2 separate regions of the Homo sapiens genome follow, and region 1 is linked to region 2. Evidence: chromatin loops called from intact Hi-C (ENCODE). Cell type or tissue: PC-3. All regions are shown on one strand. Region 1 has its middle 6.5 kb from the start of EIF3B. Region 2 overlaps MAD1L1 (mitotic arrest deficient 1 like 1).

Evidence for each region. Peaks named below come from ENCODE experiments on the same cell type or tissue, not always from the same donor. Only the 100,000 strongest peaks of a DNase experiment are listed, where the experiment ranks them.
Region 1: a loop joins it to region 2, with 5 times the contacts of the local background. A loop is called at or near these places in 15 of 110 quality-filtered maps.

Annotation. Positions count from the first base shown.
Region 1 is chr7:2,347,114-2,349,613 of GRCh38, reverse strand. It overlaps a transcript of SNX8 not described here. Among named protein-coding and RNA genes, the nearest start is that of EIF3B, 6.5 kb to the left of the region's middle. In PC-3, a CTCF peak has its summit at 1,438; a DNase peak (open chromatin) is centred at 1,423.
Region 2 is chr7:2,224,283-2,226,782 of GRCh38, reverse strand. MAD1L1 (mitotic arrest deficient 1 like 1) reads left to right here. Exons shown (of 19, transcript NM_001013836.2): 4 at 1,233-1,373. Among named protein-coding and RNA genes, the nearest start is that of MAD1L1, 7.4 kb to the left of the region's middle. In PC-3, no CTCF peak of the experiment used is centred here; DNase peaks (open chromatin) are centred at 1,192 and 1,652; H3K4me3 peaks cover 855 bases; H3K27ac peaks cover 2,362 bases.

The DNA of each region.
Region 1 (2,500 bases), 120 kb before region 2:
AATTAGTTGTGTGTGGGGGCGTGCTCCTGTAGTCCCAGCTTCTTGGGAGGCTGAGGCAGGAGAATCGCTTGAACATGGGGTGGGGGTAGAGATTGCAGTGAGCCGAGATCACACCACTGCACTCTAGCCTGAGTGACAGAGTGATAAACTGTCTCAAAAAAAAAAAAGTTAAATTAAAAATATAGGGGGTAGGGTGAAAAAAATAAACTAAAAATATAACAAATTTAAAAATATAACACTTAAAAAAGGAAAATAATTTGGGAGATAGTGGTGGTGATGGCTGCGTCAGTGTGAACATGCTTTATGCCAATATACCATATGCTTTAACGTGGTTAAGATGGTACATTTTATGTTATGTACACTTTACTATAATATTACGCATTTTTTTTACTTTTTTTTTTTTTGTTTTTGAGACGGAGCCTCACTCTGTCACCCAGGCTGGAGTGCAGTGGTGTGATCTCGGCTCACTGCAACCTCCACCTCCCAGGTTCAAGCAGTTCTCCTGCCTCAGCCTCCTGAGTAGCTGGTATTGCAGGTGTAAGCCACCTCACCAGGCTTTTTTACAATTTTTTTAAAGAAAAAAAAATTGAAAGTCATGATTTTTTGGTTGTAGTTCTCTTGCTAACTTGTGGGTAGCCTATTTTTTTTTTTTTTTTTTTTTTTGAGACAGAGTCTCACTGTGTTGCCCAGGCTGGAGTGCAGTGGCACAATCTCTGCTCACTGTAACTCCGCCTCCCGGGTTCAAATGATTCTTCTGCCTCAGCCTCCCCAGTAGCTGAGATTACAGGCGCACACCACTATGCCCGTCTAATTTTTTTTTTTTAATTTTTAGTGGAGATGGGGTTTTACCATGTTGGCCAGCTGGCCTTGAACTCCTGACCTCAGGTGATCCGCCCGCCTCTCAGAGTGCTGGAATTACAGGTGTGAGCCACCGCGCCTGGCCACTGGCTGGGTAACCCTGAAAAAGATACTGGGCCGGGCACGGTGGCTCACGCCTGTAATCCCAGCACTTTGGGAGGCTGAGGCGGGTGGATCACAAGGTCAGGAGATCAAGACCATCCTGGCTAACACGGTGAAACCCCATCTCTACTGAAAATACAAAAAAATTAGCCGGGCCTGGTGGCGGGCGCCTGTAGTCCCAGCTACTCGGGAGGCTGAGGCAGGAGAATGGCGTGAACCCGGAAGGCGGAGCTTGCAGTGAGCCGAGATCGCGCCACTGCACTCCAGCCTGGGCGACAGAGCGAGACTCTGTCTCAAAAAAAAAAAAAAAAAAAAGAAAGAAAGAAAAGAAAAAGATACTGTACTCGCCAGAGCCTCTGCCTTGTCCTTCCTGGGTGGAGCGTGCAGGCTAGAGGGGGAGCTAGGTAGCTTGGACCCATTTAGGTGTCAGGAACTGTGGACAGAATTCGAGTTGGCAGAAGAAACGATTCACCTACAGATGGCGATCTTAGCCCGCCCTTTTCAGTGTGTGAACTAGGCTTGCTTTTTTTACTTAGTTTCTTTTTTAAATTCCTTACATAGTAGGAAGCCGAAAAAGCAGCTTTCTCTCCAGCAAGTTTCTCAGTATCTCAGTAATTTCTCCAGGATGTTCTACATAAACCGGTCTATGTCCAATCTCGCAGGGCACTTGGAGACGCAAAGAGGCATCCATGGATTCAAAGGGTCCAGTGTGGGCCAGGCGTGGTGGCTCACGCCTGTAATCTCAACACTGGGAGGCCGAAGCGGGCAGATCACCTGAGGTCAGGAGTTCCAGACCAGCCTGGCTAATATGGCGAAACCCCATGTACTAAAAATACAAAACTTAGCTGGCTGTGGTGGCACACGCCTGTAATTCCAGCTACTTGGGAGGCTGACACAGGAGAATTGCTTCAACCTGGGAGGTGGAGGTTGCAGTGAGCCGAGATCACACCACTGCACTCCAGCCTGGGTGACAGAGCAAGACTCCATCTCAACAAAACAAAGCAAAAGAAAATAAAATGAGCAAAAAAAAAAAAAAAAAAGAATCCAGTGTGGCCCCAAATCATCTGAACTTCCCTGTCTCGTTTGACCATGCTGGTTTCCTCCTGGTTTTCCCTGCCGCCTACTGCCTTCAGCCAAAGGCTCTTTTTTTTTTCTTTTTTTTTTTTTTTTTTTGAGACAGCATCTTGCTCTGTCGCCCAAGCTGGAGTGCAGTGGTGCTATCTTGGCTCCCTGCAATCTCCACCTCCTAGGTTCAAGCGATTCTCCTGTCTCAGCCTCCTGAGGATTGAGGACTACAGGCGCCCACCACGAAGCCTGACTAATTTTTGTATTTTTATTAGAAACAGGTTTCGCCGTGTTAGCCAGGCTGGTCTCAAACTCCTGACCTCAGGTGATCCGTCAGCCTCGGCCTCCCAAAGTGCTGGGATTACAGGCGTGAGCCACTGCGCCCAGCCCAAAGGCTCTTATTATTATTGTTTTGTGGAGATGGTGGGGGCGGAGGGTGTCTAGCTATGTTGCCCCAGCTGGTCTTGAACTTCTG
Region 2 (2,500 bases):
CCTGGCCTCAAGTGATCCACCCGCCTTGGCCTCTCAAAGTACTGGGATTACAGGTGTGAGCCACCACACCCAACCTAAAGAGAAGATTCTGACTGAGTAGGTCTGGGGTGTAGTCTGCGACTCTGCATTTGTTAAGTGCCGGGAGATGCTGCACTGCAAGGCTCTGGGCCACGTGAAGAGTCAGTGACTCTGCCTTTTCCTCCAGCTGAGCAGGTCGTACCCAAAGGCCGGCTCTGGAACTATTTGGCAAGTCTTCTGGGGCTCTTTGAGGCTCAGCTAACCTGTAATCACTAGCCCTGTGTGGTAGGCAGACTTCTGAGAGGGCCCCCAGGAGCTCAGCTCACCTGTAATCACTAGTCCTGTGTGGCAGGCAGACTTCTGAGAGGGCCCCCAGAGGCTCAGCTCACCTGTAATCACTAACCCTGTGTGGTAGGCAGGCTTCTGAGAGGGCCCCCAGATTCCAGGCTCCTTGTGCACACTCACCTTCCTACTGCCTCCCAGGTTTCAGTCCAATACTGAGTAGGTTTCATTGCTGTGGGATTGTGCAGATGTAATTAAGGTCTAAGATCTGTTGACCTTGAGATAGGGAGATTACGTGGGTGGGCTTGATCCACTCCCTGGTGGGCTTGATGTACTCACCTGAGCCCTTTAAGTCTGAGTCCAGACGTCCGAGGCCGAGCAGTCAAGAGACATAGCAGGAGAGGGATTTGATGAGGGAGATTGGACGTGGTTGACTTTGGAGATGGAGAGGGCCGTGTGGCAAGGGATGTGGGCAGCACCTAGGAGTTGATGGCTGTACTGGGCTGGCAGCCAGTCGGGAAGGAGACCTCATTCTCCATCTCTGAGCTCCACGTGAGAACATGTCCTGGCCGACTGCATTGATTTTTAGTCTGGGAGACCCTGGTCAGAGAATGCAGCCACCTACGTCTGGACTTCCGACCCACGGAGCCGTTGGCTGGTAAATAAATGGGTGGCATTCGAGGCCGTTGCCTTCACTAATATGCTTAATGTCATCTCAAAAGACGTCTTCCTCTTCCCAGGCTTTTTCACCTTCCCGTTTCCTGCCCCTCCCCTGTTCCCCAGCCTGGAGCCCAGTGGCTGGGCCACATCAAGACTTAGCACGGGACCTGCGGGAATGGGTCCTCAGGGAGTGTGTCTGCTGCACTGAGTCACTCACCTGGTTTGATGCCGTCACTGAGGATTCTGTTTTTCTTTGGGTGCGACCTGCTCAGCTGGAGGAAAGAGCAGAGCAGATCCGTTCGAAGTCCCACCTCATCCAGGTGGAGCGGGAGAAAATGCAGATGGAGCTGAGTCACAAGAGGGCTCGAGTGGAGCTGGAGAGAGCAGCCAGCACCAGTGCCAGGAACTACGAGGTGGGTTCAGGCGGGGCGAGGGTCGGCCCAGACAGCCCCAGGAAGCAAGGGGGCTGTGCACGGTACCTGCCAGGTTATAAGAAATCACATCCTAGTCCCTGGGAGCAAGGGGGCTGTGCATGGTACCTGCCAGGTCTTAAGAAATCAGATCCCAGTCCCTGGGAGCAAGGGGGCTGTGCACGGTACCTGCCAGGCCGTAGGAAATGAGAACCCAGCTGGCTGGAAGCCTGACACGCCCTGTGTCATGGTTGCCAGGACATTCCTTCTGAGGCCACTCATGCTGTGGGGCAGGTATCAGTTATGCTTGATGTCCTAGAGGAGGGTGGCATGAAATGGGAACACTTGCTGTGTCTGTTCATTGAGGCTGCGGTGCTGGCACAGATTCTTTTGCTGGGTCTCCTGGTTTCCTCTTCCCTCTGGAAGAATTGGAATGCAGGTCTGGCAGAAATGCCAAGTGGTGTAGGAGTGACAGGCTTAGGAGGTCATGGGGTGGATCAGGGTCTCGGGTCCATGCTGGGTCTTGGGGTTGGAGGGCCCTAGCAAAGGGTGCCGGTCTCAATGGCGGCTCTGTGTTGCTCCTGGCTCCCCAGGGCAGCAGGGAAAACACCCTGTCCTTGGGGAGGGAATTAGGTTTCCACTGAGTGCGCGGATCCCCTCTGCTCTGATTAACAGCACTTTGCCAGGGTTTCAGTCAGTGCTGATCAGTTGTGGAAATGCTGCCAAGGTTCAGGCAGAGTATTGGGCGGAAAGTCTCCCTGGCCTCCGTGCCCTCTCTTGGCGGGTGGATGTCCAGCCCCGCCCTGACATCATGCGGTGTATTCACACACTCTCCTGGGCCCTAGAAAAATAGCTCACGTCTTCCGGGGTGTGATGCTGGTTGGATTGCTTGCCCCTGGCCTGCAGATCCTGACTGCGGTGTGCGTTGTGTGGGCTCAGTGAGACTGAGGCACCGCTGGGGTGGGGGCCACTGCCTCAGGGTTGGCTCCGTTGCTGCTTTGAGAGCTGTTTTCCCTGAGAGGTGGGGCGTTTGCTCATGGCCTGGGTGGGTCCTAGGAGGGACAGTACTGGAGGAATTGGTGGGAAGGGGAGGGAGAGTCCACAGGAGTCTCCCTAACTACTGAGATTCC